2 separate regions of the Homo sapiens genome follow, and region 2 is linked to region 1. Evidence: read pairs that join two places in POLR2A ChIA-PET (ENCODE). Cell type or tissue: A673. All regions are shown on one strand.

The links. ChIA-PET counts read pairs that join two places held together with the same protein. Peaks named below come from ENCODE experiments on the same cell type or tissue, not always from the same donor. Only the 100,000 strongest peaks of a DNase experiment are listed, where the experiment ranks them.
Region 2: POLR2A ChIA-PET joins it to region 1 with 18 read pairs; 2 of 35 experiments call an interaction of 5 or more read pairs at or near these places.

The regions. Positions count from the first base shown.
Region 1 is chr10:33,926,503-33,934,502 of GRCh38, forward strand. No RefSeq gene overlaps it. Among named protein-coding and RNA genes, the nearest start is that of LINC02629, 26 kb to the left of the region's middle. In A673, no CTCF peak of the experiment used is centred here; DNase peaks (open chromatin) are centred at 999 and 4,619; H3K27ac peaks cover 5,699 bases.
Region 2 is chr10:33,728,807-33,736,806 of GRCh38, forward strand. No RefSeq gene overlaps it. Among named protein-coding and RNA genes, the nearest start is that of LINC00838, 40 kb to the right of the region's middle. In A673, no CTCF peak of the experiment used is centred here; a DNase peak (open chromatin) is centred at 4,045; H3K27ac peaks cover 539 bases.

The DNA of each region.
Region 1 (8,000 bases):
TAGTTCCTATCTCAGGTCTTGGAAAACCAACATCTCCAGGCAGTCGCTTTTCCATTTTGGCATCCTCTGACTCCAAGTCAGCCCTGAGACCAAACATTTGCTGCTAGTGCCCTGGTGAGGGACCCCCAGAGTCTGCACCTCCTCTTTCTTCCCATTTCCCTTTCTCTCTCATGTTGACATACCCATAGCATGAAAAATGAAAAGGCTAAATGCACAGAAGCACTAACTTCCATGTTCTCACTCATTCACAAAACCTAAACATTGAAACAATTGAACTCATGGAGGTAGAGAGTAGAATGATGGTTACCAGAGTCTGAGAAAGGTAAGGGGTACGGGGGGAGTGGAGATGGTTAATGGGTACTAAAATATAGTTAAGAGAATGAATAATATCCAGCATTTTATAACACAACAGGGTGACTGCAGCCAACAATAGTTTATTGTACACTTTAAAACAAGTAAAAGAGTATAACTGGAATATTTGTAACACAGATAAATGATAAACGCTTGAGGTGATGGATAGCCCGTTTACCCTGATGTGATTATTACACATTGTGTGCCTGTATCAAAATATCTCATGTACCCCATAAATATATGCACCTACTGTGTACTCATAATAAACTAAAAATTAAAAAGAATGAAGAGGTAGAGAAAAAGTAAAGAGAATTTATGAATATGTAGCAACAAAATAAGGAAGATGAAGGACAACCCACTTCACAAAGGAATCCTAAGCAGAGTTTACCAAAAGGATGACTTCAGATAGATATAAGATGCCCCACATCTAGCTAATGGATAATCTTGGAAAATATGGAAAGGAGAAGTAAGGGTTCCATAAGCAGACGGCTGGCTTGGCCATTCCCAGGAAGGATTGAATAAATCAAGAAATGGGGGTTAAAAAATGCTGAAACCAGGAAGAGACTATATTACCAACTCCCACGGGAAGAAGCCACAGTCCTGTGCTGGCATTATTCCAATCCGACGAGTTGGGGCATCAGAAAGCCATTCCAGAGGGAACACTCCCCAGGGTCAGATGACTGGGCTGGGCCGCATGACTTAACACGTCCTTCCTTGCTAATCTATTTTGGTGCATGGGTGGAAGCCACAGCAGCTATGGCCCAAGGGCTCCAAGAACAGGAATCACATCGGTGAAATTACTCAAGTTGATATTAGTTGGACATTGGTTTAGGGGAATAGCATCATAAATTGCTAGTTTTGGCAAACGGTATAGTGGGATACAGTGTGTTTTCCTCGTGGACACCCAAGGTTTTCATCGCCATAAAAGCAAAAGCCACTTCTCAGTAAGCACATTTCATAACATGGAGGTCCTCATGGGATTTTCAGGTGGGTAAAGTGGTACGTGTTGGGAAGGGGAGCATTTTATATTCCATCCATCAAGCTAAACAGAAGAATGTAACAGAAATGGTTCTGACCTAGTTAGCATGAGGAGAATATTCCAACCAAGACCCCAGCTGCTTCCATAGGCCTCTCCAGTCCAGCTGGAGGGGGTGACAGACTGCAGTTGGAGCAGCCTGGTCCCCTCCATGGCAAACAGCTCCTGGGAGTGTCCTGCTAAGAAGAGGTAGGACACTGGTAGGAATCAAAGAACAATGATGCTTACTGGAGCCCCTCCAAATGTATTCCTGTTTCTCCCAGAGGACACTACCCTGTCACCCAGGAGAGTCACTTCTTTTAGAGGAGAAGACCTCCCACTGTAATGTAAAACAGATTTGCAAGTTTTCTGCTCCAAAACTGCAGCACCAAAGAAAATAGCGACCAAAGTTAAACTATGCAGGCAGCAATGCAGTTTCAGGTCACCCACTCAGATCAATCCATTTCATTGGACTCCTGAAAACGGATTCCTCATTCCTGAAATGAATTTTTCTATTGCTGCTGTGAAGCAAGTCAGTTCCTAGCTAACAAGAATTCAAGATTCATTTTCTCTGCAGTTTCTAAGCAAGCTCTACCTGATGGAGTTTTGAAATTCCAACAACCTTTTCTACAAGAATAGGGTGTCCTCCAGGATAAAACTTGACCTCCTTCTTAAACAGCTTAGATCCTAATCAAAGATTATAAGATTATATAGAGGCTATAAAAGAATAAAGTTCCCTCCCTAAAAATCCAAACTTGTGGCCTGGTAACAACATTTTAAAAAATCAGTGGCTATTTAAAGTTAGTCCTGGGTTCATTAGAGTTTCAGTACCATACCTATTACTGAGCTGATGACAGGTGGGGATTTTACAGAAATCAGTGGATCCAATTAGCACCAGGGGTCCATAAGTCAGGCACTTCCAGGCTACAAATTATTGGTGACATTTCTAAGCATAGATTGACAGTTGAATCCAGGACAGCTTTCTCTATACCTTTGAAGCATTATTAGGGAGAAAATACCCTACCCAAGTTTTCTAATCTACTGTATTAAAAAGAGAGCTTCCTAAGAATTTTATTATCACACCAGTCCATATTGCTCAGGTGACTGGTACATGCTTACTTTAATGAACCCAAAACAGGCTTGCTAGTGCTGTTTACATTTTATACTGTTAGGAACAGACATCGGCAGGCAACTAGATTGTGTAAAATTCATTATCGTGATAAGATTATAAAGTTGTTGGTTAGTAATTGAGTAGATTCTCCTGTCCCTGTAAAATTTCAGAACCCTGTCTTGCAATAAAGGAGTTAGAGTCCACTTCTGTTTTAAACTTGTCATTCTCAAACTGTTCCCGTAAAACAATAGTGCTCTATAAGCCGTGTCAAAATATCCTGCAAATAAAATCCAAGGATATCAGACACAAACAAGTCCTGGGAAGAATATTGAGTTAATGACCGTCAAGCTGGTTTTCCAACATATATTTTTCTTACAACCTCGGTGTTTGCTCCCACGTGTCTGTTAGAATACCACTGGCAGATGACAAAATAGAAGAACAAATAGCAAATGATCAGATGAAAACTCAGTAACTGAGGATCCTGCTGCTTCAACAGTCTGTTTCTTTTCCCATATATCTGTGTGTTCATGGCTGTGGTTTTATATCATAAATATATAGCATGCTCCCATTAAGTTTTGCAATTTTTCAGAAGAGGAGGGGTGTCTCGCACACAGCTCAGTTGACTCTAAAAATATGTGTCTACCTCAAGAGAGGAAAAATAGCACATGCATATTCTAAACACTGCTCTGGGACTGTGGCTTTTAACTCATTGCCTCTCAGTAGCAAGCGAAGGTCAGTTGAGAAAAACAAGGCTGAACGATATGTAGTTCATCCCTTTCTCAATCATCTAAAGCAGAAGTAAATTTTATCTGTAAAGACCAGATAGTAAAAACTTTAGCCTTTGTGGGCCACGTGGTTTCTGCCTCACCTGTTCAACTCTGCTGTTGTAGCAAAAATGCAGGCATAGACATTAAAATAAAGGAATGTGATGTATGCCAACAAAACTTTACTTACAGACAACAGAAATTTGAATTTTATATAATTCTCACACATCATGAAATATTATTCTTTTTTTCAACCACTAATTTAAAAAAAAAAATCATATTTGATTCACAGGCCATAGTTTGCCAACCCCTGTCCTAAATTCTAGATGCTTTAAAATGCATCCTTGGTGTCTCAGCTTTCTGTTGCTTATAAGACCACATATGAAACTGGGTAACTTATTTTAAAAATGAATTTATTTCTTATAGTTATGAAGGCTGAGAAGTCCAGTGTTGAGGGGCTGAGTCTGGTGGGGGCCTTCTTGCTGATGCAGACTCTCTGCAGAGTTTCCAGGCAGCACAGGGCATCACGTGGTGAGGGTGCTGGCTCAGGTTCCTCTTTCTTCTTCTTATGAAGCCACCAGTTCCCCTCCCTTGAAAACTCATCAATCTATTAACCTATTAATCCATTAATCAATTAATCAGAACCTTCATGACCCACCCAATCACCTGTTAAAGTCTCCACCTCTCTACTGCCACACTGGGGACTAAATTTCAACATAAGTTTGGGAGGGGACAAACATTCAAACCATAACATGACTATTGGAGAACTGAGCACCTGGACTTTCTCATTTTGACCCTTCACCAAGTTACATTTGCTGAATTGGTTTTGCCACGTTACCATCAAATCGCACAAAGGGAGGTATATGAAGCAGCAAATGAACCTTGTGATTGGGTTTACTGTGAAGATGCCACCAGAGCATCACACAATGTGTTTCAGGGTGGACAATTTCTCTCCGGTCGTGATCACAGGAATGGTTGTACTCCTGGGAAAATGGCTTATCGAAAAGAATCAGAACACTGATCACTCTCCCTCTTTTCATCTGCTAGAAAGTTCACAGGCCAATTTACTCAGGTCTAGCAAATATATGGGATTGCATAGCATATGTTCTGTGTAAATATACCCCACCTTTATCTTAGTTTTCCAGCCTAATTTTTTCCTTTATAATGCATTCTTCACTTTTTAAGTATTATTGTATTGCATGAATTTCAGTAATTAGCTTAATAAGGCAGGATACAAATAAAATAATACAAGTAAAATATACACTTTATGCTCATGTTTCTGTACTTAAGATTGTTGGCAATTTATTAATGAAAAGTGATTTGCCATAGTGTTCCCAAACAGAGCATGATGACTCCCAGGTGTGGAAAGAGTAAGATAAGTGGATTCCTTCCTTCCTTCCTTCCTTCCTTCCTTCCTTCCTTCCTTCCTTCCCTCCTTCCTTCCTTTCTTTCTTTCTTTTTGACAGAGTTTCCCTCTTGTTACCCAGGCTGAAGTGTACTTGCAAGATCTCAGCTCACTACAACCTCCGCCTCCCAGGTTCAAGTGACTCTCCTGCCTCAGCCTCCCAAGTAGCTGGGATTACAAGCATGTGCCACCATGCTCAGCTAATTTTTTTAGTACAGACAGAATTTCACCATGTTGGTCAGGCTGGTCTCAAACTCCTGACCTCAAGTGATCCACCCACCTCGGCCTCCCCAAGTGCTGGGGTTACAGGCATGAGCCACCATGCCCCGCCAGACCAGTGGATTTCTGACTTATGGAGGCTGAACAGCCTTGTCCTTGAAGGGAATCCTGGGCAGAAACCTAACAATGCAACACACAAAATGGAGCAGCTCTGAGTGAAGTGGAACTGAGAAGTGGGTACAAAGGCCACCTGAAGACACTGAAGACCACTGGGAGTGCTCTTTAAAATGACAGGTTTCCAGGCTCTGTATCTACTTCTCTCCAGCACTGAGCATGGGAATCTGCATTTTGAATGAAATCCTTGGGGGATTCTTTGAAACAGTAAAAGTTGAGCAACAACATTCAAGAGCCCTGCTAAGGGACAATTTGAAAAACACTTTCAGGCAATAGCACTCAGTACTGGGGAATTTGGAGAGGGTGGGGCTTTGGTGGGTTCTTGGTGTAAAGGCAGAGGCACATGGTGATGAACACAGGCTCCCTGGACTTCTGGGTTTGAATCCTGGTTCTGTTGGTTAGTAGCTATGTAAACATGAGCAAGTCACTGAAGCTTCCTCTAAGTACTTTTGTCAGAGGCGTGTGAACCAGAGCAACTCCATCTGGAGTAGGGGCTGGGTAAAATGAGGCTGAGACCTACTGGGCTGCATCCCCAGATGGTTAAAGCATTCTAAGTCACAGGATGAGTTAGGAGGTCGGCACAAGATACAGGTCACAAAGACCTTGCTGATAAAATAGGCTGCAGTAAAGAAGCCGGGCAAAATCCACCAAAACCAAGATGGTCACGAGAGTGACCTCTGGTCGTCCTCACTGCTGCACTCCCATCAGTGCCGTGACAGTTTATAGATGCCATGGCAACATCAGGAAGTTACCCTATATGGTCTAAAAAGGGGAGGCATGAATAATACACCCCTTGTTTAGCATATCATCAAGAAATAACCATAAAAATGGGCAACCAGCAGCCCTCAGGGCTGCTCTGTCTATGGAGTAGACATTCTTTTATTCCTTTACTTTCTTAATAAACTTGCTTTCACTTACTCTGTGGACTCACCCTGAATTCTTTCTTGCACGAGATCCAAGAATCCTCTCTTGGGGTCTGGATTGGGGCCCCTTTCCTGTAACACCTTCTTCATCATCTCTGTCCCCCGTTGTAAAAGGAGGATGTTGATCAGCAAAGGTTTTTTGGAAAGATGTTGTGAATCATAATCAGGTGCATAGAACAATCCGCATACCACAGTGAAACCCTTCTTCCTCTTCCCATCCACCCACCTCTTATCAGACACTTCATGATGCTGTTCCCAGTGTCTCCTCCTATTTTTTCTTCTCTCTTTCCTGTCTTTCTGTATCACCTTTTTTATTCCTACTTTTTTTGTATTTGCCCTCCTTGATACCAAAACTCAATGTTGCAGAAGCGAAGTGGAAAAAGAGAAACTGCGTCTTTATGGTTGAAGGTGTCAGGATGAAGCTGAAAAGATTAGGAGGAGGGTAGAGAGGGAGAAAAAACTTTTTTACCTTAAAGCCATGGTGGAAACCCTACAAAATAGAGTGCAATGTGCACATTACACCTAGCTGAAGTCACTTTCTCTTCCACAGTGGATAGAGCTAAATTCTGATGATTCGCTGTAGGCCAAGAACTGTTTTCTGATGTCCAGCTTGGGTCCAACTATATCCTCACTCCCTCATCAGCCCAGCAGCTGCAGGGCTGACATTACCAACAGGAGATGCACATACAACATGTGAACTTTAATCGCAACTTCTTTTCAAGCAAAACATTAGAAGTATATTGCAATCACATTGTGGTTTTGATTTGCATTTCCCTGATCATTAGTGATGTTGAGCATTTTTTCATGTTTGTTGGCAATTTGTAAACCACAATGCGACACCCCCTTATTCTTGCAAAAATGGCCATAATCAAAAAATTTTTTAAAAATCGATGTTGCTCTGGATGTGGTGAAAAGGGAACACTTCTACACTGCCGGTGGAAATGTAAACTAGTACAACCACTCTGGAAAACGGTGTGGAGGTTCCTTAAAGAACTAATAGTAGAACAACCATTTTATCTGGCAATCCTACTACTGGGTATCTACCCAGAGGAAAAGAAGTCATTATATGGAAAAGATACTTGCACACGCATGTTTATAGCAGCACAATTCACAATTGCAAAAATATGGAACCAGCCCAAATGTCCATCAATCAACAAATGGATAAAGAAATTGTGAGATACACACACACACACACACACACACACACACATGCACACACACACAATGGACTACTCAGCCATAAAAAGGAACAAATTAATGGCATTCACAGCAACCTGGTTGGAACTGGAGACTATTATTCTAAGTGAAGTAGCTCAGGAATGGAAAACCAAACATCATATGTTCTCACTCACAAGTGGGAGCTGAACTATGAGGACACAAAGGCTTAAGAATGATATAATGGACTTTGGGGACATGGAGGAAAGGGTGGGAATGGGGTGATGAATAAAAGACTACAAATTGGGTTCAGTGTACACTACTCGGGTGATGGGTGTACCAAAATCTCACAACTCACTGAACTAAAAAACTTACTCATGGAACCAAATACCACTTGTTCCCCAAAGACCTATAGAAATAAATTTTTTTTTAAAAAAGAGTACATTACAATCAGTAGCCAATTATTTCAAAAGGCTTCAGTCACATGTAGTGTATTAAGGAAATAAAATGTAATATTTACTTGGTAGTAGAGTATTGCATATGCATATTTTAGTACATGCATTTAAAGTTGGGGAATGAAAAATAGTTCCTGGGAGGCAAAAAAAAAAAATCTTGGCTATTATGTTTTGTGGCTATATGGAGGGCCACATCACACAAACAGATACACAGTATTATCTGTGGAATTAAAATTTCATGGAAAGGGGTACAATTGAGGAAAGAAATACTTTAAAAAGGCACCAGTGGGGTGGGGGATTAATAATGAAAAAAGATTGAGAAATAACACTTTAGTGGAATACATTGGTGCAAATATGGTGGTAGAAAAATCCTAGAATGATCAGAAGAGATTTTAAGCTCTAGCCATTAAAATAATTCTGATGCCCTC
Region 2 (8,000 bases), 200 kb before region 1:
GTTGGGCAGTTACAGTGTCATATGACACAAGTCTTATGTCGAGAACCCAGGCAGGAAATTCTAACAGCCAGATCAAGGCCACATATTTAAGGCTTGGCCTTCAGGTACAGGGAGCGGGAAGGTACACCCACCTTCTCTTTCTTTTTGGAGTAGGAAGGGCACACTATCCCACCAAAAGTACAAAGAATGAAAGAGGTACCACAAATAGGCAGCGTGGTTGGATACTGACCAACCAAAAAACCTGAAAACATAAAACAAAACAACTGTCACTTGACTTTCTAAGGGAGTGGCACCAGGATAAAGTGTCCTCCACCTGAGGCACAAGGGTATTCTTTTGTCTCTGAACTCAGGCAAGAACTCCCAACCCCTTCACATGCAGAACTAGAATCAGAGTGTGAGTAGATCTCCAACCCACATGGGAGACAGTCCTGAGATTATGGGCTTTGAGGCAAGAGGAAAAGGGTTAGTCTGCTGGGCTTGCAATGTATCAACCACATTACCATAAACAAGTCCTTTTACCTAACTGAGCCCAGCTTCCTCCTCTGTTAAATGGAGCTGATAAATATTGTTCCCCTCTTGTATTGTTGCGAAGATTCAATGAGGTAATACGTACCAAATACTGTCCTTGGGACAGAGTTAACCTCAATCACTGTAGCCCTTTTCATTAACATGAGTCTCTCTGGTGGGGTATAAATGCAGTTCAGAATTCCCCCAAACAGGCTTTCATTTAGTTCATATTACCACTTCCCTAGAATTATGAGTTAAAAATTTCTGTGTTGTCATCCTGACATAGTCACAGACATCACCCACTGATGCCGGAACCAGCCTATGTCCTGTTCATTTGTCCCTCACTGGGCTACCCAAATAATTCCCCAGGAGAATACCTGGATATCACCTTCTTACAATGACCTCAGAATGGGTCCCATGCTCCAATATATTTTATGCACTTTGCCTGAAATGTATTTGAAACCAACATTTAAAACATCATCAGTTTATACAACAGGAATGTTTTTACTGATCTCTTTAATTCTAGAAAATTCTTACCTTCGGGTTGAACGTTAGCATGGTTTTGAGGTTTGGGAAAGAGCACTGTGGGGTATCTCGGTTGCTATCTGCTATTGCTGATACGCTGATGTGTACAAGGAGGAAAGCTCAAGTGTCTGGCTAAATGGAATGTGTAACTGTGCTGCCAGAAAAGGGGGAAAATCAAGAAATCACCCAGTGACAGGGGGTGTCCAGTGAGCAAGTCAGTAAAGGGCAGAGACTGCAGAAAGCCAAGAGAGAGCTTTATAATAATACCTAGCGCTTGTATCAATGATTCCAGAGCTGTTTCTAGCAGCTATTTCCTGTGGACAAGCACTGGTATCTTGGTTCACGGAAAGAAAATGAAGCCTGACCCTGATGTGCAGTTTTCCAACTTCCCTCTCAAAGCAGCAGTTGCTGGCCTGGAATTCCCAGGCCTGAGTTCAGTGGGTAGAACGGCTCTGGAAGGGGACACCAAGACTCGGGCAGATGCAGCATCTGGGACACAGCTGTGACGGAAAGCGAGCTGGGCCATCCCAAAGGGGCATCTGTCTGCAGTGGCTGTTAGAGGCAGGTCCAGGTGCAAATCTACAGGACATCAAGGACACCCAAAGCATGAGTGAAAGATATTGTAATGAGGGTCGGGGTAGCATCTGGAGAAGCCACCTGAGCCACTGGGACCCAGCAACAAGGATGTTTTATGAAGTGCTTAGGATGGGCTTGCTAAGACACCTTGCCATCACAGAGACATAGAGGGCTTCATGTTATAAAGCAGTTTTTCTTCATCTGGCAAATTTTTCCTCCCTCAGCTGGACTTGGAAATCTACCTACTTAGAAAGCCAAACTCGGATCAAACAAATGCACAAAGGAGAGTCTGATGCCCTGTAGTCCAATTGGTTGGCACAAGTTCAGGTGGCATCTGGAACACGAGTGACCTTAAGTCAGACCCTGGAGCAGCATGCAGGATGTGTCCTTAGCTTGTCCTGTGGAGTTCATGCTCACTGAAAACTCCATCATCTTCTTGTGGGTTCACGGACAGCCTGTCTCAACTGCAGAGGCCTCCAAATGCTATAAAGAGTTAATATGGGCCAGATACACTGAAGCCTGTAATCCTAGCACTTTGGGAGGCTGAGGCAGGAAGGCCACTTGAGTCCGGGAGTTCAAGACCAGCCTGGGCAACATAATGAGATCCTAGCTCTACAAAAATAAAAAATAAAAAATGTTAAGCCAGGCATGGTGGGGCACACGTGTAGTTCCAGCTAATCAGGAGGCTGAGCAGGAGTATGGCATAAACACAGGGGTTCAAGGCTGCAGTGAGCTGTGATTGTGCCACTGCACTCCCACCTGGACCACAGAACAAAACCCTGTTTCTAAAATAAGTAAATGATAAAATAGAATTAATACGGTTTTTAATTCTCAAAAATCCAGAGGGATCCTCCAGTGGTAAGAGCATATATACCTATGGGGGTTTTGGCAAAGAGACTCAGCACTTCTGACCACAGTGGAGAATATCGTGGCTCTGAGACAGTCACTGAGGGTCAAAGCTGTATCCCGCAGGTGCATTGGGGTGTAGAAATGGATGCAAACACAGCTTTCATCAGTTGCATTCCCGACCTCATAGTTCCCTGACCTTTATTTACCCTCCAGTCACATCCCTACATGGAACATCGAGACACCAGCTGACCCTGAGGCACTGGACTCATCGACACATCACACACATCAACACGTGTAGACTCAGGCACCTATTCTTCAAAGCTGACCACAACCTGCTGTTGCTCATCTTCCTCTTCCCATTTTTATGTGTATTTATTATGCAGCTCCCATAGTGTTTTGTTTACAATGCAGATAAACAAAGGCTCTGTCTATTTGAGATGTGTGCTTCCTCCAAAATTATAAATTTTGAAAGAAGGCAAAAAAATAACAAGAGAATCAATTCAAGTAGAGCCACTCAAAGGCTAAGACTAGGATATGTTAAAACAGTATCAGGTCCTGCCCTGGCTCTCAGGATGCCGGTTCTGTGATTGCACTCCACGTCCGTGGTAGACCCTTTTGCGTTCTAGGAATTTATGAGTTAGAAAACCCAACAGGTGTGGAATAAAGGGAATGTCTCCCCCCAACACTGGGAAGGCCCTCAGGAGGCACATTTAGCTTGAAAATTTGCCCAACCACTCAACCAATGCATGCCAGAGACTTCAAAACCAGTCCTGATCATGTTTAGGGCTCTGCACCACGACTAGGAAACAGTCCTCTCAATTTCCTAAGGAAACTGGTTGACTATCAACGCCTCCTCCTCACTTACGTGCTGACATTTTTCCTTAAGATGTTGAACCCCTCACCAAACAGACCGGCAAGTAATCACCAAGGATTCTTTCAGGAACCCGTGTTTATTCATGCACCTTCATCTTCAGTTCAGAATGTTTTTAATCTTGTAAATCAGTAACCAACCAAGGTGATTGCTGCTGATTTTAAATACTTCATGTTATTTTTAATGCGTTTTACAGAGCTGGGATCTGATGAGTATAGATGTAATAAAAACACATCCTCCTATCTTTTTTTTTCTTAAACATTTTCCTTGTACGATTTCGCAAAAAGACAGATAACTTATAGAGTAAGTTCTTTTGCTGTTTATATTTCTCCTGGCAGATTGCCAAACAGCGTTTAGCAGCGTATTAATCAGCTAGAATGTGAGCTCCACAGACCACTGCATTTTCCTTCTGCACCTGAGAACTCCAGTGGAAGTCTCAGAAACTCTTGTTGAGCCAGAAATCTATTTTCAGTGGATATTGAATTCATGGATTGTATATTTTCACCTTCCACGTCCAGGTGAAGGCTGAGATCACTAGTAGGACCTCCCAACCCTGGAAATGTGGCAAGCAGAAAGCCATTGTGACTCTCTGGACACATTAGTGGAGAAATGTTGAATTCTCTCTTACTCATATTACATCTTAGAAGCATCCACCAGCACAGCCTGTAGATTTGTAAGATGAGCAGAGTAATGAAAATGACACGGTGTGATTCGTTATCTTCTCATTGGTGGTGACTTCTCACAGAGGTGGCAGAGCAAGCCAGGCAAATGAAGTTAAGCTGTTCAGGAAGGAAGAAAGGAAGGAAGGAAGGAAGGAAGGAAGCAGGGAGGGATGGAAGTAGGGAAGGAAGGAAGGAAGGAAGGAAGCAGGGAGGGAGGGAGGGAAGGAAAGAAGGAAGGAAGGAATGAAGCAGGGAGGGAGGGAGGGAAGAAAGGAAGGAAGGAAGGAAGGAGGGAGGGAAGAAAGGAAGGAAGGAGGGAGGGAAGAAAGGAAGGAAGGAGGGAGGGAGGGAGGGAAGGAGGGAGGGGAGGAGGGAGGGAAGGAAGGAAGGAGGGAGGGAGGGAGGGAAGGAAGGAAGGAAGGAAATGGAATAAAATAATGACATGAATTTAGGATATTTGTGTACAAGAAAATCCAAAAGGTCAATTTATTATATCTTTCATTATTAGATTTGATGTAGATCTGGGAAATACTATAAATTTAAAATAAACTTGCAGCTTTTCTCCCCGTGAGCATGTTGAGCTTTTAGGTCCTTCGAGGAGAGGGCTTCCTTCCTGCCTTGCCTGTTCTTCTTGGAGACTCTTCGTGTAATAAGCTAAACTTGAGAGTTGCTAGACCTCAGTTGCTCAAAAGGAAGGGAATGTGATCCCCAAGGCACTGGGACCTGAAGCAATTGCTTCAAGGGCTGTGAAGTCATCAGCTTTGCCTTCATGTAGGCACTAGTCTAGCACAGCCTATGATATGCCCAGTTCGGGCAGGAATAACTCCAGGCAGAATATGCACCTTTTCACAGTCTTAAGATATCAGGAAAATTAGACTTCTCCACATGAACATTTTTAAAAATTGGACTCAGTGCCTCTACTTGCAAATTGTGTGCATGCGTGTGTGTGTTTGTGCACACAAGAATGTGTTTTGAGGACATTTGAATGCAAACAAAGCTATGCAATGAAAACCTGGTTTGGGGCCCAGAGCAATGGCTCACGCCTGTAATCCCAGCACTTTGGGAAGCCAAAGCGGGCAGATCACTTGAAGCCAGGAGTTCAAGACCAGCCTGGCCAACACGGTGAAACCCTATCTCTACTAAAAATACAGAAATTATCAGGCCAGGAGCTTGCAGTGAGCCGAGTGCGCCACTGCACTCCAGCCTGGGCGACAGAGTGAGACTCCATCTCAAAAAATAAAAAAAAAGAAGTAAAACAACATAAACATCATTGTTTTCCTGACTGCTTAAATAATGAACAGTAGGATTTTCTCCCATCAGAATTTTCTGCCTCTCCTGTTCAACACTTACAGCTTTAGTTCACTGATGTGGCATAAAATCACAGTGAGACAGATGGTGCTGGCCTGTAGTCTCAGATACCTAGGAGGCTGGGGCAGGAGAATCACTTGAACCCAGGAGGCGGAGGTTGCAGTGAACCAAGATCACACCAATGTACTCCAGCCTGGGTGACAGAGCAAGACTCTGTCTCAAAAAACATACAAACAAACAAAAAACCCAAAAACCTAGTTTGGTTTACAAACTGCCCCAAAACAAACTTCTGAACATAATCTTTTCTTAAAGGTATGTCTTGCATATAAGAAAGGTTTGTATATTTGTACTTTTTTTCTGACTTTGTTTTATTCTCAGCAATCTGAGGAGTTTGTTCCCTGGAGCCTATTTATAATGATGCTTCAGGTTCTGCTGCATGTCCCCTTTGGCTTTCCTCCTGAAGCAGAGAAGCATTTGCACAGAGCACACCAGGTGTTACTTTCATATTCTCAGACATACTAGACTCTATTAACAAAAACACTAAATCAAAACACAGCAAAATTAGTGATCATCGCCGGAGTATGCAGCCCAAACTCCTTACGACAGCTCGGGAAGTGCCCTGTGTCTCTGTTCTCACTGTCTACATGATTGGACAATTTGATACTGATAGTAATTGACATTTTAACTATTAGTTGGTGTTCACATAAATTATAGACCAAAATTCATCTCACTTAGTCAGCATCATGTCAACCATTTCCTTTGGCTTGGTAGATAATGACATATCCAAAGACCGGGTTCTTGGGGTTTCAGGTTGCTGGCTTGGACCCAAAGAAAACTCACTCCTCTGGCCTGAGCCCCAATTTCATGCTTGGGAGCTGAAGCACATGACAGCCATTCATCATTTCCATTTCTTTTTCTTTTCCTTTTTTTCTTCCTATGATCTGGAAACCATTTCACCAAAGGAAACTGGCAGAAACTCTTGTAAAGCATTAAAGAAACTGAAATGTATAGGTGTAGCTTTCCTAAAGAGGACTGAACTTCCGAAGGACACAGGGTTCCTGGGCATTCTATATGCCTTTTTAACTGGATCTAACCAAGCTAGATATGGGCATAGTCCTCTCAGTGGTCAGCTACCATCCCATGCACCAAAAGCAAAAGCATTCATCACCTGTTACTTTTTTTTCTGTTTTGAGACAGGATCTCTCTCTGTCACCCAGGCTGGAGTGCAGTGGCACAATCTTGGCTCACTGCAACCTCCACCTCCCAGGTTCAAGCAATTCTCCCACCTCAGTCTCCAGAGTAGCTGAGACTACAGGTGCATGCCACCACGCCTGGCTAATTTTTGTATTTTTAGTAGAGATGGGGTTTCACCATGTTGGCCAGGCTGTTCTTGAACTCCTGACCTTAAGTGATCTGCCCGCTTCAGCCTCCCAAAGTGCTGGGATTGTAGGCATGAGTCACCACTCCTGGCCCACCTGTTACTTTTCTATCCTTCTCTTAGCTGTAGCATTCTCTCAAAAGACACTAATGCAAATGTTTCAATGTAAAATACCATCTTGCTAATTATACTTTCTGAGTTCAGGCATGGTAGCCAAGCAAAAGGGAATGTACACTTTTCTAAAATCTAGAGATCAGGAAAACGAAACTAAGGCACCTTGACTCACCCAGCTAACAAAAATCACAGAAGTAAACAGAGTTGGTTGCTATGAAGAGAGGAATACAAACAAATGAATCTCATTCAAAGATGTCACTAACAGTGTTTTTCCTCCCTCACAAAGGGATAGTCAGTTTTTCTCTTGCAATGGCAGTTCAGGAGTGAGGAAGATTCTTCTGTTTATCCATTGGAAAAAATACTGTGAAAGAATTTGATCTATAGGATCCTTGGGAGACCACCTTTCTGAAATCCAGGTGCAGCTCTCTGTCCAAGATAAATCCAAATAACATTCCAAAGAAAGTCCCTGAAAGAACAGAAGCATGTATTGAATGATAGGTGAGCAAAGGAGATGGCGGTTTCCCAAAAGAAAACAGAAAGATTTATTTATCAACAGAGGAGGTGGATATTGCTAAAATTATAGAGTTGAAACTTTGCCCTTTAGTTCACAGAGGAAGCTGGGGAGAGATATCAGAAACAGATGGCAATTTCCCAAATGGAAATAGAAGACCCTGGAAGAAATGGAAGAACAAATGTTCCAGTCTCACAGTCAGTCAAGGACTTAGACTTCTTAGGAGATGGTGCAAGTTCATTGCCCTACAGAGCTCTAAATTATGAAGTAAAAGGAGGATTAAAATGAATATAATTAACCTATTTAAGCTTTAATATGTAACTATAATTATTTTTTTCGAGACTGGATCTTGCTCTGTCACCCAGGCTGGAGTGCAGTGGTGTGATCATGGCTCACTACAGCCCCAACCACCGCCCCCACCGAGGGGTTCAAGTAATTCTCCCACCTCAGCCTCCAGAGTAGATGGGACTACAGGCATGTGCCATTACACACAGCTAATTTTTTTATGTTTTTTAGAGATGAGGTCTCACTACGTTGTCTGAGCTGGTCTTGAACTCCTGGCCTCAAGTGATCCTCCCAACCTTGGCCTCCCAAAGTGCTGGGATTACAAGTGTGAGCCACTACACTTAGCCTAATGTATTATTATTAGATTGCAAAAATGTTTTGATGGTCTGAATGGCAGGAAAACGTATAAGAGAA